Regions from separate parts of the Mus musculus genome. Here regions 1 and 3 are each linked to region 2. A link is a loop called in an ENCODE intact Hi-C map of the cell type or tissue named here. Cell type or tissue: heart. All regions are shown on one strand. Region 1 holds the start of Cyp46a1 (cytochrome P450, family 46, subfamily a, polypeptide 1). Region 2 overlaps Eml1 (echinoderm microtubule associated protein like 1). Region 3 overlaps Cyp46a1 (cytochrome P450, family 46, subfamily a, polypeptide 1).

The links. A loop is a pair of places that touch in the nucleus more often than their neighbours do. Peaks named below come from ENCODE experiments on the same cell type or tissue, not always from the same donor. Only the 100,000 strongest peaks of a DNase experiment are listed, where the experiment ranks them.
Region 1: it touches region 2 in a loop (6-fold over the local background); 19 of 42 quality-filtered maps call a loop at or near these places.
Region 3: a loop joins it to region 2, with 5 times the contacts of the local background. A loop is called at or near these places in 34 of 42 quality-filtered maps.

Annotation. Positions count from the first base shown.
Region 1 is chr12:108,329,567-108,337,566 of GRCm38, reverse strand. It overlaps Cyp46a1 (cytochrome P450, family 46, subfamily a, polypeptide 1), which reads right to left and starts at 3,251. Exons shown (of 15, transcript NM_010010.2): 1 at 3,003-3,251. The coding sequence starts at 3,121. In heart, a CTCF peak has its summit at 3,547; DNase peaks (open chromatin) are centred at 3,376, 3,946 and 4,366; H3K4me3 peaks cover 2,111 bases; H3K27ac peaks cover 1,501 bases; H3K27me3 peaks cover 3,918 bases.
Region 2 is chr12:108,490,840-108,498,839 of GRCm38, reverse strand. All of the region lies in intron 4 of Eml1 (echinoderm microtubule associated protein like 1), which reads right to left. Among named protein-coding and RNA genes, the nearest start is that of Evl, 60 kb to the left of the region's middle. In heart, CTCF peaks have their summits at 4,416 (motif pointing right) and 7,673; a DNase peak (open chromatin) is centred at 2,789; H3K27ac peaks cover 1,502 bases.
Region 3 is chr12:108,360,047-108,368,046 of GRCm38, reverse strand. Cyp46a1 (cytochrome P450, family 46, subfamily a, polypeptide 1) reads right to left here. Exons shown (of 15, transcript NM_010010.2): 13 at 7,478-7,566; 14 at 6,785-6,851; 15 at 5,813-6,533. The coding sequence ends at 6,363. Among named protein-coding and RNA genes, the nearest start is that of Cyp46a1, 30 kb to the right of the region's middle. In heart, CTCF peaks have their summits at 2,521 and 4,068; DNase peaks (open chromatin) are centred at 1,946, 2,496 and 4,066; H3K27ac peaks cover 822 bases; H3K27me3 peaks cover 999 bases.

The DNA.
Region 1 (8,000 bases), 160 kb after region 2:
GGGGCTTGAGTCTTCAGCTATTGCATGGATCAACGCAATAGGATGCTGAACTTAAAGCAGAGAAGGCATATTGGGGGAGGGCCTCCTGCAGAGAAGGAGGATGGAGGCCAGGGTGGGGTGCAGCAGCTGCCCCTTGCAGGCAAAGGGCTCCTTGCTCGCAAGCTGGCACAGCCCTAGAGCACTGAAGGAACTGATGCTGTTACATAGGCTTCCTACCAACCACAGTTTTATGAGTCCGGGCTTTGAACGCCAGGGCCTCTCATTTGTGCTAGAAGATGTTCCAGAACTTTCCTTTAGTCATTTTATATTTAACCACCAATCCAGTTTAAATCCAAATCTCTGGATTTATGTATTGTTCAGTTCACCTACTAAGGAACCTGAGCCTCCTCACACTGTTCAACACACCTGGAAGTCACAGGCAGACTCTGGTGTAAGAGATGGAGAGAATGACAACACAGGACAGACAGACTCAGGGTTGTTTTTGTCTGGTTTTTGTCAACCTAACACAAGCTAGGGTCCTCTGAGAAGAAGGAACCTCAATTGAGAAAATGCTTCCAACAAAGTGGCCTATAGGCAGTCCTGATTAGTAATTGATACAGGAGGACCCATCCCACTGTGGGCAGTGCCATCCCTACGCAGGTGGTTCTGGGTTGTATAAGAAAGCAGGCTGAGTGGGCCATGGGGAGCAAGCCAGATAGCAGCACCCTCCATGGCCTCTGCATCAGTTCCCATTTCCAGGTCCCTGTTTCCAAGTTCCTGCCTTGATTTCCCCAGATGATGAACTGTAGCCTGCAAAGTGAAGTAAACCCCTTTCTCCCCAAATTCCCTTTGGTCATGGTGTTTTATTATAGCAACAGTAGAAGCAAACTAAGACAGATGGCCCTTAAAACATTGTCCTAAGTGAAAGAAGGCAGACACAAAGGGCTCCAGGTTGTAAGCCTCCATTCATATGAAGTATCTAGTACAGGCCACCCATGGAGACAGATGCAGACCAGTGCTAGGGATGCCTGGGCAGGCAGACAGGGCGTTCTTGACAATGGATACAGGATTTCTTCTTGGGGGTGAAAGAAACGTTCTAGAATTACTGCTGATGGTTATGCAACTCTGTAGCTCAGCTAAACACTTTCAAAGGGTAGATTTTAAAAGTATGCACATTATATCCTTTTCTTTCGTCTTTTTATTCTTCCTTCCTTCCTTCCTTTCAGAGAAAGTGAGCAGCCCTGCCTTCTCCAATCAGGTCTGAAAGGTCCAAAGCCCATAGGTTTAGAAGACATTGTCAGAACAATAGATGCTTGCTCACTTCTAAACTGTGGATGGATGGCTTGGAGACAGAACCTAGAAATTCCACCATCCAACTTGGAATTTGTGCATGTGCCAGATTCTGCTGGGAGAGACATCAAGGCTACCACAGTGACTGAGACAAACACTTAACAAGAGGTGGCACGGTGACTTAAGGGGCTATAGGTCCAACAGAAGGGCCCCCTCCCTAAGGAGTTAGCATAGCCTTAAGCCAAGCCATGCAGTCCTGGAGAAGGCCTGTTTAGGAGGAGTGAAAGTTGTAAGTGCTAAACAAGGCAAGGGGGGGGGTGTCCAAGGGAGACCCCCAAGGTCAAAAGGAGGGCAGAGACACAAGGGAGAGAAGAGTGGCCTCCCCATGTCTCCAGCCACAGGGGTCACTCGGGTCCACAAACAGGAATTCAGGCTGCTGTACTGGAGATGGTACCTTCCAGAATGTTCATATCCAGAGGTCTTTAAGAAATGTGTCTAATACCTTTGCTTATTTATTTATTCATTCAACAGATATTTATTTATTGAGCAATTAAGTGCAACATGCCAGGCCCTGGAGGTATGACACAAGCAAACCCAACATCTCTGCCCTATTTGGGCTCACATTTTAGCATGGGGCAATCAACAGGTGGGAAAAAAGGTGACTCCAGGGGTAGCCTTAAAATTACCGGGGCTGGGCAGGCTTCACATAGAGGGATTGGGACAGCCTGTTTGATATGAGAACAAGAAAATACCACTCACAGGCCAGAGAAGGTGAATGGGGAGAGCCAATGGAGAGATGTAGGGGACAGGCAGGCTTAGGGCAACCGTAGTATGCAAAGGGGGCAAGAGGGGACAGGTACTAAGTTGCCTGTGAACTTAGTAGTAGCTTGCTAGCTGTGTGGTATGGTTCATGTGAAACGGGATTTTTCAACTCTGAAGTGATGGGAAGCCCTTGGGACACTTTCATTACACATCTACTCTAAGCTTCAAAAAGCTCTTGCCAGGTATAGTGGCACAGGCCTTTAATCCCAGCACTCAGGAGGCAGAGACAGGCAGATCTCTCTGTGAGTTTTGAGGTCAGCCTGGTCTATAGTGAGTTCCAGAACATCCAGGGTTTTGAAGAGAAACCTTGTCTCCAAAAAAAAAGGGGGGGGGGTGAGAAAAGGAATAAGAAAGAAAAGGAAAAGAAAGGTAAGCTTTTGATGGGAGCCATTGGTAAAGTGGCCAAAAACGGAATGGAAATACTGAGGACAAATGGAATGTCCCAGGACAGAAACACAGAAACAGAAAAACGTGACGGGAGTACAGTGTTCAGTATTTGGACAGGTTGGCCCTGTCCAAGTCCTAAAGTTAGCAGCGTCCACTTCGAAAGCAGCCTAACCTGGGTTTAAATCTAGGCTTACCAACTGTGTGACCTTGGCAGGTGACTTCCCCGCGTGCGCCTCAGTCTGCAGGTCTGAACGATGGGGTAACAGCAGCGCTTACCTGACAGGACTGTAGCTGCCGACACATTTGTGCGGCCCAGCCAAGCGCGGTGGGCGCCCAGCAGCTGCTGCGGCTGTGAGTAATTTGTTACTAAGAATAGTTAGCGCCCCTCTCCGGGCCTGCGTCTCCGGGCTGGCCGTGCGTACAAGACGAGGCTGGACCCCCGTCCTGGGCGCTGGCTCTGACGCGGTCCCCAGACCCCGCGATCGAGAGCCCCAGCCAGGCCCCCGCCCCCACCCCCCGCTCACCTGGGCCGCGGCGGCCCGGGGATGTGCTCATAGCGGCTGCGAGCGCGATGCACGAAGGTGCAGCAGAGGCCGAAGGCGAGCAGGACGGCGCTGCCGAGCAGCAGCAGCCCGGGGCTCATGGCTCGTGGTCGGCGCCGGTGCAGAGGGGGCCGGAGGCTGCGACCGACTAGCTGTCAGCGCTGCGCGCCGCCTCGGCCCCAGGCCCCGCGCTCACCAGCACCGCCCCCGCCGCTCGGCTCCGCCCCCGCTGGCTCGACCCCGCCCCGGGCACGCGGACCCGCCAACCACGTCTCCGCCTCCAGCCCTAGCTCTCAGGACCCGCCCCCGCACGGCCACGCCCTCTTTGAGGCCCAGCCCCAGCCGCCACGCCGTTCCCGCCCAGAGCGATAAGTATTCACCAATCACAACCTGGCTTTTGGCTCAGACTTTGAGGCCACGCCCCTTCTACCCTCTCTTGAGCTCAGACTCCACCCCGAAGTCGCCCCGCCCAGAACGCGTTGTCCTGGCAACCTCGCTTCCTGGGCGCAAGCTGCCCAGGCGGCGGCGCAAATCCCGTCCGCTGGCTCCGCCCCTTTGGCCTCGCCAACTGTCTCTCCGCGTGCAGTGCCAGGCCTCTTCCTTTCTCGTGCAAACCTTCTGAAAACCCTTTCCCAGCCCTCCAATCCCCGTCTTGCGCTGACTGTTCTCAAACATCTCCCTGAAACCTTAGCGCCCCAAAGTTAGTCAATCCCAAATGTCCTCGCGCTGCGCCTTCATTGCAGGTCGGTGCAAGCCTTGCGCCCGCTGTGTGCCAGCGTCCGCCCGGAGGCGGAGGACAAGATCCTAGCAGGATGCAGGAGTTCCTGGGCCCGGGAAAACCATAATCCTGAGTATGGGTGATGGTCCATAGGAATGTGCTGGGCTGTGCTCCGCCTTCTCACCCGGTGGAAGCGCAAAGTGCTCCTCACTTCCGAGTTTCAGTTCCCGTGGGGGACGCTCAGATAGGCCTGCAGTGGATGGGAGGGCCAGATGTGCGCTCTCCTTGACTAGATAAAGAGCCTCGGGATTGGGGAGTGGGGGCTCTGAAGACCTCGAGAGAAGGTCGGTTTCTGACTACTCCGAGACCTTGGTTAGGTCCTGGAGGGGTCTGAAGACAGAAAAACAGGAAAAAAGTGTGGACCGTGTGCCTACATTTCCGGGTATACAGGACCAGCCCCCGGGAGGGACATATCAGGGATCCGTGAGCTGCAGGTGACGGGGAGAGCTTTAGGAGCTGTGCTTGATTTCGGTCTGGAGAGGCCACCTCAGCCTGAACAAGACGGGAAGCCAAGCATCCAACCGGGGACTGGCCTCTGAGTGGCATTAGGGGGATGTGGCTTGCCACCGCGCCCCCGTGTGGTAGCGAGCGGCAGTCGCATGTGCGCAACAGGGACCTCCCGTGGCCCTGCTTGGGGGCAGAGGAAGGTCAGCCAGTTTAGTTTAGCCATTTGTGAAAGCTCCTGAATTGAGAGGAGATGAAGGCATGAGACTGCGAGGAGGGTGTAGACTTCTTGCGTGCTTTTAGGCGAGTTAAAGAGAGTAGACAGCAAAGACCGTGGGGCATCGTGGTGCTCACAGGAGAAAGGATCAAAAGTTCGAGGCTAGGTGGATATGGTGGGTGATACACACCTTGAATCTCAGCACTGGGAAGGCAGACCAGGCCAAGACTATACAGAAACCCTGTCTCAAAAATAAAATATTTTAGGCCTTCAGAGTTCAAGGCTAGTCTGAGCAACTTAAGACCCTGTCCTAATTTTTTTTCTTTTTTCTTTTTTTTTAAGGGTTAGCAATCTGGCTTAGTGGTAAGGTGCTTGTTTGTAAACACACAATACAAGGTCCTGGGTTCAATTTCCAATACTGGGAGGGTGGTGTGCAGAGCAGAGAAGCATGGCATGGTCACTTTAGGAGGGTGTTATGACCCCTCACCCTGAGCTTAGCAGATATCCTAAGCTGTGTGGACTTAACTTTGTGTCAGGACTCAGAACAGAGAGAGACTCCCTGGAGGCAAGGCCTGATTCCAATGGACTCTGGGCACAGTCTGAGATGCTCCACACAGGACAGACTAAGGAAAGGGAAAGGTAATAATATTCTCTGACACATCAGGCAACTCTAGTGACCTCTGGCTTGGCAGGGCCCCTCACCCCACCCTTTCTGCCCCTCTTCCTGGCTGGAGTGTGTCAGTGGCATCCTGTCCCAGATCCCACATCCACTCTGTTTGTGTCTCCATGCCCATGACGCTCCTAACTAACTCTCCTATAGTTAGCTGTGCGACACAAGCTGCTGCTCATGCAGACCCTATGTCCCAGAAAGTTAATAACCAAAATTTATTAGCAAGTGGTGTGTGTTTGTATGTGTGCGTGTGTGCGCGCGCGTGCTTGTGTGACAGAAAAGGGTATCAAATACTCTCTTGCTCTCACCACCTCTTCCTTTGAGACAGAGTCTCTCCCTGAACCTGGGACTCAGATTTTCTCTTCTAGGCTAGAATTCAGCAATGGCCAGCAATCCTGTCTCCATTCCCTCTTGGAGCTGAGGTTACAGATGTGAACGGTGTGTTAGGTGGGCACTGGGATCATTGTGCAGTAAGAACTCTTAACTGCTGAGTCACCTCTCCAGCCCTATGTATGTGGCGGAGGTGCCCATGCACTTGGAGATCAAAAAACACAGCTGTAGCTGTCGGTTCTTAGCTGCTTCTTATTTTCAGAGACAGGGTCCCTCTTTGGCCTGGAACTAGCCTAGGCTAGCTTGCCAGTGATCTCCCATGGGCTTGCTGAGCTCCAACTCCCATCTTACCATTGCTGGAATTTCACATGTGCACCACCACAACAAACCCCATAAAAGTTACTGTCATTAATGTTTTTATCAAGTATTTGTGTATTTTTATGTGCATTCTGGGGTCAAAACTTTACCCACAGAGTCGTCTCTCCAGCCCTGGCATTTTATATTGGCTGCATGTTAAAATATTTTGAATATGTTAGATTAAATAAAATATATCAAAATGAAGATGGACTAGAGAGATTGATTGGCAGTTAAGAGCACTGGCTGCTCTTCTAGAGGACCCAGGTTTGATTCCCAGCACCTACATGGTGGCTCATAACCATCTGTAACTCCAGTCCCTGAGGTTCTGATGCCCTCTCTGGCCCCAGAAGACACCAGGCACATGAGTGGTGCACACACATGCATGTATGTAAAACATCAATACACATAGAATATAGTTTGTTTATTTGTTTGTTTGAGACAGGGTTTGTGTGTGTGTGTGTGTGTGTGTAGCCTTGGCTGTAGACCAGGCTGGCCTGGAACTAACTGAGAGATTCGTCTGTCTCCTGAATGCATCATTTCTTAGTCAGAATTTCTATTCCCACACAAACATCATGACCAAGTAGCAAGTTAGGGAGGAAAGGATTTATTCAACTTTTACTTCCACGTTGCTGTTCATCACCAAAAGAAGTCAGGGCTGGAACTCAAACAGGTCAGGAAGCAGGAGCTGATGCAGAGGCCATGGAGGGATGCTCCTTACTGGCTTGCTTTCCCTGGCTTGCTCAGCTTGCTTTCTTATAGAACCCTTGCTCACTAATTGAGAAAATGCCTTACACGATGCTTCTGCCAACTACCGCTGTAGATGTTCCCTGTCTTAGCTAGGGTTTGTATCGCTATGACAAAACACCATGACCAAAAGCAACTTCAGGAGAAAAGCGTTTATTTAAACTTACATCCTCTAGTTCCTCATCCAGGGAAGTCAGAGCAAGAGCTCAAATCAGGAACCTGGAGACAAGAACTGATGTTGAGGCCATGGAGGAGCACTGCTTACTGGCTTGCTCCCTGCCGCTTCCCTTTGGTGGTTTGTTCAGCCTGCTCTGTTATACCATCCAGGACCACTGAGCCATAGATGGCACCACCACAGTGGGCTGGACCCTTCCTCGTCAATCATTCCTCAAGAAAATGCCCCACAGGCATTTCCCACATGCCAATGTGGTGGGTGTATCTTCTCAACTGAGGTTCCCATTTCTCGAATGACTCTAGCTAGTGTTAACCTGACATTAAAAACTAGGCAGGGCATCCCTCCATGCGTACCATTTCCCAGCAGGAACTACTGAGGGCATGTAGCAAAGGGGATCTAGAGGTACCGCCTGAGGAAAGATAAGGATGGGGGAAGCACTGAGAAATGGATCTCAGTTCTCCAAAGCCCTGGACATCGATGTACAGCCACTGTGGGGATGGAGAGAGGGATGGTGACGTTGGGAGTGTTGGGGGCAGGATGACATGATCTAACAGCAGAGGTATCTGGCATGCAGCCAGTTCTGCATAAAGGCTAGTTCTCCTCCACGAAGTGGGTGAGAGGTCCAATGCCCAGCTGGAATAGTTCTCCGTGTGCTAACATTTTTTAGTGGGGCTTAAAAAAGGGCTCACGTTTCTCCTTTTTGCCCGCTTCTTCCCATGACACCTCAGTGACAGTCCCTCCACATGGCGCACCTCCCTGTCTAACACAGGTGCCAACTTGGATGTCACCAAGTCACTACTAATCTCTCACTTCATGGAATGCACATCTATGATGCTACCTTGATCTTTGTGTGTATGTAAATCCTGTTGGTTACCTCCATTTACCCATAAGGCTCAGAGGAGTTAAGTGACTGACTGTTGTCCGGTCACACAGCGAGGACTAGGACCCACCCCCGTCTAGTTTAATGTGTATAAGAGGTGGGCACAGGCGCCTTGGGAACTGAAGATTGAAAGGAGTTTCCCAGCCAGTCCTGGCACACCAAGTGCACCTGCCCAGTGCACCGTCCTCCACACCCAAACCTCCCCCTCCTATCAAGAGCCAGGATAGACGGTGTAGACACGCTGTGCCCCTCCAGGAACTGCACTGCAGAGATGCAGACAGCACAGGCTCCCCAGCTGCTCCACCTTGGGGCTGCATAGATTTGCAGAAAATGATATTTCCCCTTTTTTTGTGTCATTTTCTTAACAGTTCAGTAATTTTTTTTA
Region 2 (8,000 bases):
TCTCCAGCCCCCATCTCTTCTTTTAGAGGACCCAGGTTCAGTTCTCAGCACCCACATGACGGGCCGGGCCAAGCCATCTCTAACTCACTCCAGTTCCCAGGATCCAACACTCTTTCTTTATGGTGCACAGGTGTACATGCAGGCAAAATTCTCATACACATAGAATTAAATTTAACTTAAATTTTTAAGTTGAAACAAATTTTATTTGCGAATGCCATAATAAAGCGTAATACTGTATACATTGGTTAATTTTTTAAAAGTCATCCAAGTCTTGATGAAAGAACTTGTGGGTCTGGACTTTGTTGGCACATCTCTTGTATGGTAACTGTTCTAAGGATGACAGAAGGGTAGAACAGAGGCCGCCCATAAGGGAATGTCACTGCTGAGCACAGACATCTTGGGTGCCCATCACAAAACAGACAGTGACAACCTATGACCATGCCTGGGAAATCAAAGAAGAAAATGCCTCAGTTGGACCACAGTCCTTCTTAGAGCAAGCAGAGCTTGTGAGGGAGGCAACAGATGAGAAACAAAAAGAGTGTGTGGCCCCAGAGAAGTGGCCACCCACTTCTTCTCAATGGGGGACCCCCCTGGGACAGCCGCCAGTGGGGAGGTGACAAGAGCCCAGAGACTGCTATAGTTGACCTAAAGGGCCACCAGCTGGAAGCTTGGTCCACGGCAGCAGTGCTGAGATGACCCCACGAGATCAGGTCATGGGGCACCGTGATCATTAATGGGTTACGGTCAAGAGGTTGGATTAGAGAGACACACCAGACACAGACTCTCAGAGAGGGCAGGAACGTGAGCCACTCCTTGCACCCCAGCCGGAGATTCCAGCTGTTTGCCCCGCACTGCTCAGCTATGCTAGGTCTCCCAGCCTTAAGCTAGGAAATAAATCAGAAGAAAGGAAACCACAGGCACAAGGAACACTGGTTTATCCAGTGGTTCTCGACCTTCCTGATGCTGTGACCCTTTAATACAGTTCCCCATGTTGTGGTGATTTCCCCCACCCCATAAAATTAGTTTGTTGCTACTTCATAAGTGTAATTTTGCTAATGTTGATATCTGATATGTAGGACATTTGAATATGCCACTCCTGTGGGGTCACTTTAATCACCCCTTAAATGCTGCTAGAGATATAATCTTTGGTTGCTTGAATTAAAAAAGAAAAAAAAAAGCAGATACATTGCTAATATCACTTCTTTATTTATGCATGCACATCTGTGCATATACTTGTTAGCTAGGTGCCTATGCTGTACGTGTGCGTGTGTTTGTGTATTGTGTGTGAGTGTGTGTGTGTGTGTGTGTGTGTGTGTATTGGCCAAAGGCAAATGTCAAGTGACTTTTCTAGATCTTTCTCTCTAGCAGGAGCTGTGGTGGGGCCACCCCTATGTAAACGCTGGGCTGGAGCAGCCGCAGAAGTATCTCCTGCTGGAGGACCTGATTGAAGACTGCCTGAGAGAACAAGGATTGCTGGTGCAGACAATGCCAGCCAATCAGGAGCTGCTGTTTAGAAGAGATGCTTTCTCGGGACCAATGGGGCGCAGGTGGAGGGCGTGTTCAGATGAGCTTGCGGAGGCGTTTCTCACCTGCTCCCTGACTCACCTCCAGCCCCCAAGGGCAGGTAGGGTCAGGCTGGGTAGTCCAGGATAGTTCGTCACCTTTTTGTATTTTTTCCTGAGACAGAATCTCTCACTGAACTCATTGATCTGACGAGGCCCATCGACCTATGAGCTTCAGGGATCTCTTAGTCTCTGCCCTCCCTAGTTCTATGGTTACAGGCACAGATTCCACTATGTCCCAGTTCTTTTTATGAGTTTTGGGAATCTAAACTCAGAACTCAAGTCTTTGTGTGTTTTAGTTAGGGTTACTGTTGCTGTGACGAAACACTGTGACCCAAAGCAACTTGGGGATGAAGATTTATTTTAGCTTACAACTCTGAAGTTACAATGTATCACTGAGGGAAGTCAAGGCAGAGACTCAGAGCAGGGACCGGAAGGCAGGAGATGATGCAGCACCTGGAGAGGTGCTGTTTACAGTTGATGCCTCACGATTGATTTTCTCAGTCTGCTTTCTTAAAGCACCCAGGATCACCAGTCCAGAGGTGGCCCCACCCACAGGGAGCTGGGCCCGCCCACATCAAGCACCTATCAAGAAAATGCCCCACAGGCTTGCCCACAGAATCTGGTGGGGGCATTTCCTCAACTGAGTTTCCTTCGTCCCAAATGACTCTAGCTTGGGGTCAGGCTGACATAAAACTAGCCTGCACATTGTCTGGTATGGCAGGCTTTCTAAGTGAGCCATCTCCCTAAAATCCCATCTCCCTGAAGTCACCCCTTTTCTCCTCAGTTCTAACTTGAAATGCAATGAAAAGCACCTCTGCCGGAAGTCATCCTTCAGCCCACGCTGTATCAGGGATATGATCCCTTGCTTCCCTTGATGTCCAGGCCACTCCGAGCCTGTGTGGAGTGGGTGGTGAGGCTCAAACAAGCCTGGCTGAAAAACACAGCAGAATTTGCTGTTGGCAAAACTTTCTAAACTCTGAAGTGTGGCCAAGGGACACGGAACTGTAAAAACTCTGTTTGGCCTTCCGATCTAAATTCTAGGGTTCCTTTGAGGCTATACAGCCCCAGGCAAGCTGTTTCTAACCCCTTGGGTAAGTAGCTCTGGTTTCCAGCCTGTAACTGCTGTTCTGTGCCCTTGCCTGGAGCACCCCAGTATTCGCATTGGCTCCCTAACCCTCCTCCTGGACACCAGCCTGCAGAAGACACAAGACTGCTGCTTGGGTCTAGGCTAGTGGCCACTTCCTGTGAGGCCTTCTTGGGCGTCCAGTCAACACTGCAGTCTTCCCTCAGGCCCCGCTCCCCACAGTCCACACTCCTACCCCACCCTGGCTTATTTTTGTCTATAGCACTTTGAGCCCTGTTTTATTTTGTTTCTCCACTGAGCAGAAAGGCCCACGAATACAGCATCTTCATCCTGCTTACAGTTGCATCTCCAGGGCAGAACAGGGGGCGGCCACCGCCTGGCACCAGGGGCAAGGCCTGAGGCTGCTTCTCTCCTCACACACCACAGATGACCTGGTGTGCCTCAGAACGTCTCTTGCTACACTCACCCACATTCCTCTCCAGTCTGCCCTGGGCACTCCCTGAAGGTCTATGGAAAGGGATGTGTGGGAGTGTGGGGTCCCCTTTGTCTGGATCTTTAGGAATGTGACCCGTCAGCCAGCTCACTCTGGGCCTTTAATGAGTCCCCTCTTCCTATAAAGCCAAGTGTTTTCCTTCTGACACTCTGCCAAAAATGCAGTGTGGGCCTGTCCCTTGAGGGGGGCCTGCCCCCTTTTCCCTTTTCTTGCTTTGTTTGAGCCCAGTATACAGTGGCTTCAGCTTTCTGTCACACTTAAAATAGCTGTCTTTCTGTGGCTCACCTGGCTTGTCCCCTCTGTCAGAGCATGATTGACAGTCTTGTGATCTGTGTGCCCTGCGGAAGCCGGAGTCCCGATTCCATGTCACTTATGCATTGGCTCACAGGCAGTGGGAAGAAAGGTGAGGGAAAGGCAAAAAAAAAAAAAAAAAAAAAAAAAGACAGCAAGGCAAACCTCCTGCGGTCATAGGAACGGGATGCTGGAGCCAGACAGGAAGCCAAAAGACACCAGGATTCTTTGCCTCATGCTGACAGTCACAAAGGCAAAAAGATGCCCAAACCTTGAATCCCGTGATTCTGTGCGGTGTCCAGAAAAAGGAAAATGCAGTTTCAGGTGCTGGGGAGGTGTCTAGGTCATTAAAGTGACTGCCACACAAGCCTGAGGACCAGGGTCCAGATCCCCAGCACCCACACAGAAAGGCTGTGCAGGTGGGGGAGGAGTCTGGGGGAGACAGACTGATCGAAGAAGACAACTGATATTAACCTTTGGCTCGCATACATGTCCATGCAGGTGAGCGTGCGCGTGTGCACGCACACACACACACACACACACACACACACACACACACACACACACCTATAGACAATGGTCCTCCAAGAAGAGGAAGTCCACAGGGGAATTCCCCACGGGATGCTCAGGTCTCCAGGAATCTGAGAAGAGGGAATGGCTTCTAGGAGCAACTGACACAGGTGGGCACAAAAGCCAAAAGTCGTGGTGGGAGAGGCATCAAGGGCTACTGGAGTGTCTGTGTTCCATAGATCAAAGCTATGCAATGCAGCTCACCAGGGGACACAGGCTGCTTTGCTTCTTCATCCACAAAACGGACAGAACCACTTCAGGACTGAGCAAGACAGGACAAAGTGCCTTCACACTGCTGCCAATGACTTCCCGCCTAACCAATGTCACCCACAAGAAGCCACTTTAAGGGACTGGAGATTTAACTAGGACTCCAGCACAAACACTAAGGCTAAAGTGTGGTGCTAGTAATCAGCCTCTAGGTGGCGCTCCTTACCAGTTTCTTAAACAGTTCTAGATTTATTTATTTATTTTTTAAATGTAATTTCATGCATTCAAGGAATGCTTAGTGGGAGGTTTTCGTGTTTCCTGCACTCTGCAAAGTGCTGCAGGGCCAGAGACTAAGAAAGGACAGTGTCCCTGCTCTCTTAGAGCCCAAGGGAGGTCATGGGTGGGAATGGGTAAAGATGGAGGAGGGCTATGGACAACCGCAGACACAGGCTGTCTGCAAAACACCTACCTCAGGTGGGGGCTAAAAAAGGGGCTCTTCAGCTGAGCCTTGTAGGGTGAGGTAAAGTCTGTTCAAACACTGTCACTCCCACTCTAGACTCTGAAGCACCAGAGGGAAGACCACAGCTGGGTGACATCTCAGAGTGATGCCTGAGTTTAGGTAAGCCACCTGCTGTGCTTTGATGATTTGAGCGCCATTTTTTTTTAAATCAGTTCAGGGCTGTGTCTTTCTCAGTGAGCTACACGTCCAAACCCTTTTCCTTCTTTTCCCATTGCTTTGTGTTGTGTCTTACAGAAACTGAGGAAACCAGGGTCAGCCTGTTTCCGTGCTGTCAACAAGTCCCGCGAAGGTGAATCAATCTCTTCGCTCGGCCCATCCCATTCCCATCCTGCCTTGCATCATGCCACACATATAGTAGGTCCAAGTGAAGCCCTGCTGTAGGCTGCACGAGTAGGGTGACAGACATTGTCCAAGCACCTCGTTCTTCTCTTTTCAGGTTGGGGTAGGAGGCACAGAACTCCAAATGCTTCTGTGACGGTTAACTTCAATTGATCTAGCATCGCCTGGGGGGACCATCTCCCTGAGGAACTGTCTGAATTGGGTTAGCTTGTGAGAACGTTTCTTAATTGGGTTAGTTAGGAGTGGAGGAGAGCCCATCCTCAATATGAGCAGCACCTCTTGTCTTGGGCTGTGTAAATGCAGAGAGGGCTGGAAGAAGGCGCATTCTCTGCTCTGTGGGTGTGTTGCCTGCATGTATGCCTGTGGCCCACAGAGGCCAAGAGAGTGTTGAATCTTCTGGAACTGGAAGTACAGATGGTTATGAGCCCCAACTCCCACGACGTGGATGCTGGGAACAGAACCTAAGCCCTCTTCAAGAGCAGAAGATGTTCTTAGCTGCTGAGCCATCTCTCCAGCCTCACGCTCTCTGCTCCTGTGTGTTTAACTTCCTCACACTCCTGCCACTGTGACTTTCCTGGAGTGACAGACCCTAACCTGGAACTGTAAACTGAAAGAGTTGCTTTTCATCACAGCTATAGAAACAAAACTTGGGCAGTCCCTGAGAAGAGAGACACATAGGCTGTGACCTTGGAACGGAGCAACAATAGTCCTAGGTACACAGGCACCTGCAGGCCAGCCTGGTGTGGAGGATGCTTTGGAGAAGAAGGTACTCAATCCTCGGAACACCTGTGAGGTCCATACTATTTCGATGCTGAAGAGTCCCTATTCCCCAATCTAGTGATTTAAAATCATGGAACACAAAGTGGCAGAGCCGGGATGGAGGCTTGGGTGTGGCTGTCAGGATCCAACATTTTAACCGTCTTTCATCCTCATTAAGAGGAATAGATATATTTGCTCAATGAATGTTTTCTGGGCACCTACTGCGTGCCTTAGCATTGTTAAGAATGCTGAACTAGTCTGGCTGGTTGAGAAAACCCTTGTTGGCATAGAATATGGTGCCACATTTCTGCAGTCTCAGCACTTGGAACACTGAGGCAGGATTGTGACTGTCACATTAGCTGGGCCACACAGCAAGTTCTGCTCGGGCACGTGGAAAGTGTCTCATGAGCCCTGTGTTGCCACGGATACTATAGGGGACCTTCAAGTCCTCTCTTGGGATTTTTTTCAGAAACAGGTAACTTGTGAAATAAAGCAACTCTAAAAGAGAAGAAAAAAAAATTTTTTTCTGCTGGGAAATAGAAGAGGCGGGCTGAAGAGGTGTACTGTCAGGGCCAAGGAGAGGATAAGGAGCCAGGAGATCTTGAACTGGAGGCTAAGGAGAAAGGTCATCACTAGGTTAGTAGTACCTAGCCTACCTAGTTAGAAGCTACCAACTGGGCCTTTAGGAGCTGGAGGAAGCAGCCAAAGGACAAATCCATGGCCTGCCCAGCTCTAAGAAGGAGGAGAGGCCAGAGAGACCAGCACAGCTGTCCTGGACAGGCTGCGAAGCAACAGGGCTGTACAGAGGAGCAGGGCTTGGGCCTTAGAGAATACTTTGATTTTTCCCTTCAAATTTGTTGACTCCAAAGACCGACAGTGTATATGTATGTGGTAACAAAGATTCCAACAGTTGGCTGAGAGTTCTTACTCTACAAACGCAACTCACTGCCAGAAGCTGTAGATGGACACATAGTATTTTAATTCTAAGGTTGATACATCTCTATCGGAGGCCAGAATGGGGACACTTTCTCCGGTAACATCTAATGTCAACTGTGCTCATAAACTTAGAACAAAGTAGCCATTTCTCATATAAAACTTTTTTAAAGTTAAAAAAAAAATCTTAGTGGATTAGTGTACCGGGTACATCATAGCATTCTTTCAGAATGTTATTGCTGACTCCCTATTTAAATTTAATAAGTACTTCATGGTGACAAGACTCATTATGTAATCATTAATATTCATTTGCCATGAATATTACATAAAGTAAAATATTACATTGCCCTACATTGCTTTTATCTCTAATGGAAGCATTGTCAGTAGAGAGATTAAATGCTGTTAAAAAGTGCCGAGGCTGCTTAGAGGCAAAGAATTTTTAAATGTTAAACAGTCGAAGATGGAAGGTGAAGATTGTATGAAGTCATGGGAAAGACTCCAGACTCCACCAATCCCTTTTAAAGGAAATGGGACAGGGAGCAACGAGATAGAAAGCATAATAAAGACTACAGCTCTAAATAAGAGAGATGCACACACCTGATTTATAGGAAGTGAGGACACTCGGGGAACATGACAAACACTTTCTTCTCAAGAGTGAGGAGCTGCATAGAGCCTACAGATTTGTCCTCTAGATGTTCTCACTGTTGCTAAGGAATGCAGGCGCTGGTGTGACATTCTTGCACATAGCTTATTTGCACTGGGGGGCGGGGGGGGGAGTGACACCACACTGACCATTTTGGCTACTGATGCATTACATCTGAATCCACAGATCAGGGCGGAGCCCAGGTTCTCTGCCTGATATCAGTGCATTTCCACCTATCAAACTGACTCCAGCCAGAACTCGCGCCTCCTGCGGTCGATCAGTGTACTGCTAGTGGCCTGGCTGGCAGCTGGGAGGATCATGGCGTGGGCCATCTGTTCCCTGAATCATGGGTAGATTTTTTCAAACTCTGGGTTGTACTCAATGGCCTGGGCCATTCATACAAATGTAACTAAACCTGGCAAACCAAAGAAAGGAGCAGTCACTTCAGAGTCACCAGAAGTTGTCAATCACCTTCATGTTACACACAAGGAAGAAATGGCTGAGAATTTCGGAATACTTCATGTATTATTTTTCTGTGCACTGCCATCCCAACATAGCTGGCCCTTTACTGAGCATTAAGCATGCCATTGAGTGTT
Region 3 (8,000 bases), 130 kb after region 2:
CCCTTCCTGACCTTGGCTCCAAGCCCCTTCCTGTTCTCTTTATTGTGAGAACATGTGTTAGGAGAAAAAAAAAAAAAACAACTTGGTTCTCTTGCCTTTGAGGTCAATAGTAACATGCGAGTGAGCCCACTGCATGTATGAGAATCTGTGAGCAGGTGGCTGTGCATGTGTGTATACGTGTGCTTGGTGGTGGGCATGTAGGGTATGTATGTGATGATGTGGATATGTGCTCCCATGGAATCGCGTATACATGTACATACATGTGCCTTACATGTATGGAGTGTGTATATGCATGTAAGGCAAGCACTTGCACATGTTCAATAGGACCTCTACCAGTTCATGCTGAAGTTGACCATGTCTGAGCCCACCAGCTCCCAGGACTCACAAGCACCTGGTGCCAATTTCCACAGTATGGTGGGGGACACAGCATGGTGGCCACTCCCAGGGCTCTAACAAGGCTCTGTGCAGTCTCCTGAGGCTCCAGGCTGGTGCATGTGGAGGGGCTGAGGTCAGGATGGCAGGGCAGGTGGGGCATGTGGTCGAGGGGTATTCTATGAGGGACTGTTCACCAGAATCCTAGGAAATATCAGGGGTAGAGGTGAGCAGGAGGAGGGCCTGGCATGAGAAAGAGCTCATGGCACCTCAAGAGTGGCACGAGATTGGCTGATGGCAAAGTGGAAACTTAAGGATTCTTTGGAAAGTCAGTTGTGTCGGATGGTGTTTTGCTGGGGCAAACATGTGAAAGAGTGTTTTCCTGAAGCAGACACAGGTGAAAGACTAAGGCAGACTCGTGAAGGAACATTTAGCTGAAGCAGACACAGGAGAGAGGATGCTCTGCCAAAGCAAGCCTACGGAAGGTCACGTGATGAAGGAGCCTTTGCTAATGACACACATGTATTGGTCTGCCTTACACTGCGGACGTAGTTGAACTGCATTGCTCAGGACTCCATAGAGAAAAAATGCACCAAAAAACTTCTAGAGGTGTGCCGGCTTTTTTGCCTTTTTGCCGCTTCCTTGGACTGGGGTTGACTGGCAGAGTGATGTCAGCTGAGGCAAGACCCATGGAGGACACGTGATGTTTGGAGGGAAGATATAAAGAACTTGATGGACAGTGATGGAGACAGAGCTTGGCTTGCTTACAGAGCTAGCTGTGTAGTGCTTGTGGGTCTCAAGTCTTCACTGATCTTCACTTCCCTGAGAGGCACAGGCAAGAACTTCTCCTGGTGTTCCTCCAGGTCCCTCCTGCTGACTTGAACCAAGGCTGAGGCCTGGCTGTCTCTGCTGTGTAGGGCCACCACTGCTGATTTGTGTTTGCTATGCTGATTCTACCGAAATGGACTGCTAGTGATTCCATGAAGTGTGGTGAGTGGATCAAGCTGCCGCTGCTGACCTGTAAACCGAACTGCCGATTTCCAGACAACACAGAGGGGAGTTGCTCCAAAGAACCTTTCTAAACAGGTCCACTTCCCACCCACCCCTGTATCCTTTCTTCCTCACTACCTCTGATGGGTGGTGGGCTACAAGGGAGGTTAAAGCATTTAAGAACCTTCATTAAAAATAAAGTTTGAAAAAGTTAAAGTTACAGGTGAGATGAGAGATGTCAGTGGAGTTGTGACCTTTGCACGAGAATAGGGTATAAAGGGTCACACATTTACCAGACATCAGTGGGGTCCAGCCCTAGGCCTGGAGTCTGGGTGACATGATCAGAGAGGATGCCTCCTTCCTATCCTCTTTCCCTCTGCTGGCATTCCCATTCCCATGGGTCATATGCCTGGCCAGGCCTTGGGAGTCCAGGGTCTCCTTTCTAGAAACACACTTCTCCCTTGATTTTGGGTGAGGGAATACACAGCTTCCCTTGGCACCTCAGTGGGTGGGAACTGAAAACCGGCCCATGTCTGCACCGAGCAGTACTTCCTGAGCAGGTGGCCTTGCAGAGGAGGCCTGGCCTCAGTATGTGGGCCAAGCACAGAAGGAAGGCTACTTGCCTAAAGCCTAACCTGGGCGGTGATTACCGCGTGCTCCACCAACTCTAATTCAAACAGACACCTCCTCCAGATAGGATAAGGTCAGACACACCCAGCTGCACACAGCCTGAGACACACACACACACACACACACGAGACGTACAGGGAGACTCACATGCATCTTATATGCAAAGAGGAGACTATGGGAACATACAGAGATACTGTGAGACCCAAGCAGACACAAATGCTTACACACACAAAGGTTCACATACATGGGGTTCATATATATATATATATATATATATATATATACACACACACACACACACACAGTCACAGACACACACACACACACACACACACACACACACACACACACACACTGTGTGCTCCAGCACAGTTCTGGAAATTAATTCTGCACACACCCCGTGCCCACCCCCACCCCAGCTTCCCTGGCCCAGCCCCAAGTACAAGTAAAACACTCCCTGGGTGGCCTCCAGGCTCCAGGCCAGGAGAGAGGCCAAACAGGCCAGGCCGGCTGCTCTAGTGTCCCTGGTGGGAGGAGAGACAACCTGCGGCTCCTCATGTCAAAACCCTCACATCTGCTTTAGGGCCTTAGGAACTCTACCTTGTGGTGAAAACAGAAAGAGGCTCATGGGAAGGCTTCCTGTCCTGGACAAGGCCCCTGGGTGCTGAGGCCCCCACCCTGCCTTGGGCCCTGTGACAGGGAAAGCCCCCTTAAGATGTATCTATAGAACTGGGACCTCCAGCTAGAGTGATGGCTCAGAGGTTAAGAGTACTGACTGCTCTTCCAGAGGTCCTGAGTTCAAATCCCAGCAGTGACTCACAATCATCTGTAATGGGATCCAAAGTCCTCTTCTGGTATGTCTGACAGCTACAGTGTACTCATGTAAAACAAACAAACAAATAAATAAATAGATAAATAAATAAATGGAACTGGGACCTCATGCACATTTGAGGGAAGTTGAACCCAAACATGCCAATGTTGGTGGCTGCCTCTTGAGGCTCCTTAAGAGTGGATCACTCCAGGTCCCAAGCGGAGGGACTACCTCTGCAGGAAGCACGCTAGGAATTGTTGCTGTCAGGGAGAAGGTGAGGGTTCCTATCCACAAGGCTGCCTGTACTAATGCCCCTGCCTGGGGTCTCTCACACAGACACAGGTCCTTGCCCTGGTACTAAGGCCAGCAAAGGTCTTGGCTACAGACTCTGCTCAGGCTAACCCCAGCCACGGACTGAGGAGGGAGTAAAAGCAGAGGTGGGTCCTGGATAGACCCTGGAACCTGGCTGGCTAACTGGAAGGACGTAATCCTCCTGTTGCAGCTCTCCCCGACTCTTACCCATGCCCAGCTCCCCTGGAACAGTCGGGAGCTGAACACAACAAGGTGGGTGCTTCCCAGTGAGCCAGCCCCCAACCTCTTTTTGGACTCCACCTCTGGAGGATTAAAACCCACAGGTCCGTCCGTCCCCCTCCCCCCCCCCCCCCCCGCGCCCCCAGTGAGAAGTCCCAGCATGCCTCCTGTAGAGGTAACCACCCTGGAAAGAGCTGGAAAGACTGGCTATTAAAGGGTCTCAAGTATAGGGGAAGGAGGAATATAAACTGCCTGCCCAAGACCATGAATACTTGAAGCTTCCTGCCAGGGCAGAGCACAGATTTAGAGTCCATGTCCCCCCCACATTCCTGTGTCTGAGTTTACAAGGGAGGAAATTTTCAGAAAAGGTCACCATTGCCTAGAGGCAGGCAGCCAGGGAGATAGCCACCCTCCAGAGTCCCTGGGGAGGGTATCACAGGTAACATGAGATAGCCTGCACCCAGCTTTCTCCCCTTTGTGCATTTCTGATCAGTGATTCCCATCTGTGGTCTGCGAGTTCCACCTGGCTCTGGACATAAGGTTTCCCCTGCCTAGCATCCGACAGTCCAGGTCTATCTCTAGGAGAGGCATTGAAAACCGAGGGCCAGGTTGTTGGCCAGCAAGAGCCTACACTGCTGCCTCCCAAACCCAGGCACCTGGCAGGGTGTGGAAGGCGCAGGGTCTGGTGGCACAGTGAATGAGCAGGCCATGCCAGAGCTGCTCCAGAGTGGCCCCGTGTGGTTCCTCTGAGGACTGCAGGTCTTTAAGCCTGCCTTCCCCTACAAGGAGCAAGCAATAAAGATGCTAATAATGGCCAGCAGGAAGGGATCCCCAGACTTTGCACCACACTCCACCCCATTCATGATCACACCTAACGGCTCCACCAGCCCAGAGAAGGGAGTCCTGTTAGAAGCCCTTCCTTTTGAATGAGGAAACTGAAGTTCAAGCTGCAAAGCCAGTGACAGGTAAGGTCAGGATTTGACCTCTGCTGGACTGAGAGCCCCGCCCCTCGCAGGGAGTGGTTCATGAGGTCGAGGCAGGGCACCAACCCTCCAGGAGCTGGCCGAGGGTCCTCCTGCCCTCTCCCTCTCTCCGATCTTTAGGTTCCAGCACAGAGCTCCGACTCAGGCCTGCAGTGACCGGCCACCAGGTATGAAGGTCCGTGAGTGAGTCCTAATTCCATCACGACTGTGACCTTGACTTTTCCGTGTCCTGTCCCCTGGGGGGACTTAAGACTGGAAGGAGGTGAAGGCCCAGGCTCAGCCATTACCAGTCCAAGCCACCGAATGCTAACATGGGCAACTGGACATTTCTGAAAGAAGCCAGTCCTCCATAGGCCAGGTTGTGCCCTGACAGCACAGAGGCAATGACCCTCAGCCCTTCTGTGTGGGTGCTGGGGGGGGGGGGGCTCTCTCCTGTGGGATCAGGCCCAGCAGTGGCAGAAACTGGAGGCCCACATGCATAGGGAAGATAGCTGGTGAGCTTCAGAGGTGCCTTGGGTTGGGGTGGGGGTGGAATCAGAGCAGGGCAGAAGCAGGACAGGGCTGAGGACAACATGGGAGACAGTGTCCTGCCAAGTGGCTATGGAAAAGGGCTGCTACGGGCACTGACAAGTCAGGGGTGGCTTTGCCTGTAAAACACAGGCCAAGCCTGGCTAGCCCACCAGAGAGAGACAGGAGGGAGTACAACAGGAACCCAGCCTGTAGCTCCAGAGGCACCCCCAAACTCCTGCCCAGTAGCTGTGACCAAAGAACTTGTACAAGACAACCTGGGCTGGGGCAGGGACAGGCCAGGAACCAAGGCACAAGCTCCCCTGTCCCTAGCTGCACCCTAGGCCCCGGCTGTGCAGAGCAAATCACCTCCTTCCCTAAGCTTTGATGTCATCCATTCCTTAGGAAATTCAAGACTGCTCAAGACCAAGGGAGACAATGTATCCTGAAGGTTGTCACAGTTCTACCCCTCCCCTGGTGTGGAGAAGGGGCCTTGCTGAGGTAGAGAAGTTTGTTTCTGACTCAGGCTCCCAGTGGGGAAGGAGGAGCTGGGACCATGACTCCTGGACTGGCCCCAGAGCACACAGCCTCCCAGGGCTCCCTCTACCTTCTGACTAGGTCATTGTGTACAACACAGTGCCCACAGGGCAGGCATGAGGCAGTTATAGGTGCCAAGGTCAACCACACACACATACACACACACACACACACACACACACACACACACACACACACACACACACACACACACCTCAAATCAAGCTCTCAATGCCAGGACCCTTCCTGTAATGCCAGAGCCGCATGCCACCCCGCTGCAGAGAGTCTAAGCATAGGAAACTGGTTTCTGCTAGAGGCCGTCTGGCACCTCCAGGACCATCTGTAAGCAGGCAGCGTCTAGAGCTGTCCCAGCCCCCTGGGATCAGCCTTATCATCCCACCCTGCACCCTGAAGAAAGGGAAGGGTCGGGGCCTGGGTGGCCGTACATTCATGCAGTCAACACACGTTTATTGGGCATCGACTCTGTTCCAGACCCTAGTGAGCAATAGGGGCCTCAGAGGCAAAGTGCACACAGACCCTGCCCTGTGGCCCTCACAGCCTGGCAGGGCAGCTGGTCACATGAGCAAACATTCACAATACAGTGTGGTCAGTGTGTTAGAGGTAGGAGCACAGAGGAGAGACCCTGGCCTGGCTGTGAGAAGCAAACAGGGCTTCCTGGGGGACATGTCACTTGAAGAGTTTAGGGAGTGAGCAAGAGTTAGGGTGTCTCTTTTGAGGGTGTGGCCAGTGCAGAAGTTCGGAGGTTTGGGAGAGACGATGGTAGTTGTGGTGATAGCTGGGAGTCAGGCAGGGCCCACCAGAAAGAGCTGAAAAGCCAGCGATGACAGGAAGCACTGAGGGTGTGAAGCAGGCGAGGGGACAGGGCTCGCCAGGAGCCATCGTGGAAGGTGGCAGAAGGGTCAGGGGTGCCGGTGGGTGGCCATGGGCAGTAATGGGGGCCAATGAGGCCCTGGTCCAAGGAGTCTGACCTTACCCAGGGCTCAGCAGGGTGGGGGTGGGGGTGCAGGCTGCCAGCCCCGGGGCCTCAGGGTGCACAGCACGGGGTCCAATGGCTTGAGCGTAGCCTGCTCTTGCAGCCCAAAGCGCTGCCCAGGCACTAGCCGGAACTCGATCCTCTGAAGCAGCTTGGCCATGACAACTTTCACCTCCATCTGTTGGGGAGGAGTGTGGAGGGAAGGAGGAGGAGAGAAGGGGGAGGAGGGGGCAGTGAAGACATGATGAAGGGGGGACAGAGAGAGAGAGAGAGGCGGTGGAGAGGCACAGATGCAGACTCTTCCTTCTTGTTCTCCTGTCAGGCATGCCCAGCCCCCACCTCCACCCCCACCCTCACCCTCTCAGGCACCCCAGCCCGGCCCCCACTCTGTAGTCATTTCTTGGAAGCTCCAAGCAACACAGCCCCTACCTGAGCAAACTGTTGGCCGATGCAGGACCGGTGGCCCAGGGAAAAGGGAAAGTAAGTGAACCGTGGCCTGCAGGAGAGAGGTCCGTCAGGGTCAGTACAAGGAGTGGGGTGTCCACACCACTGTCCCCTCCCATGACCAGCCTGGGCCCAGGGGCAGAACCATCTTCAGAAAACTGCTGAGCTCTGCCCCTCGGGCAGGTGAGACAGTTACTATTGATCATCAACTTGGCAGCATCCAGAAGCCGGGAGGAGGCATACCTGGAGACCATTATCTTGGTCACAGTATTGAGTGGGAAGCCCCGCCCACTGTGAGTGGCCGGATCTTTAGGCAAGGCATCTTGGGCAATGCCCTGGGTAAGATGGAGAGGTGAGGTAAGGACTGGCATAGCCATGCCCTGTCCTCTCTGCCTCCACTTCTGTGACTTCACCAGGGACGGACTGCATCCTTAAATGGTGAGCTAAGCCAAGCCCTTTCCCCCTGATAAAGCCAACATTGTCAGAGTTTTTATCCCAGCAATGGAAAGGGAACTTAAGAGAGCAAGTGAGCTGCTGGCTCTGAGCTGTGATGGCGGCCACAGCCCCCTCCTGGGGCTCTAGACGGCCTGTGGGTGTGGGTAGCTCAGTCCAGAGGCCTCCGTGATTGATGATGCTTCATCCACAGACCCCATCACAGCAGCTCAATGAGGGACTTACTTGGGCGCTCCAGGGCCGAAGCGGTCAGGGTTGAAAGTCAATGGGTCTTCAAAGTAGGTGTCCATTCTCCCCATGACGTAGGTGCTGAACTGCCGGGCAAAAGAGCTGCTGTCTCTGGTTCTCAGGCTGTTCCCCTTGCACCTCCCAACCCACTGCAGCCCCCCCAGGGGTGACCTGGAACACAGCACCTTTCTACCTATTAGATAGGTGTAGCATTCCATAGCCCCCCTGGAAAACCTCAAAGAGGAAGAGAGGGGACACTATGCTATGTCCACTGCCATCAGTGTGTGCCATGCCGTGCCATTCTCTGCCTGCACAGCCCCGTAGCAGCCACAGTGACCCCTGCTTTACAGATGAGACAACGGGGCTCGGAATCTTACCTGAAGTCACCCAGCAACTAAGTGGCCACTGACTGAGACCGGGTGCTGAGAGGTACCTTCCTCCTGGCAGCTGGAGGCTGGCCCCTCCTTCACCACAGGCTCGCTTCAGCCTTCAGGGCAGAAGCTAGGGAAGCTGGGGCCCC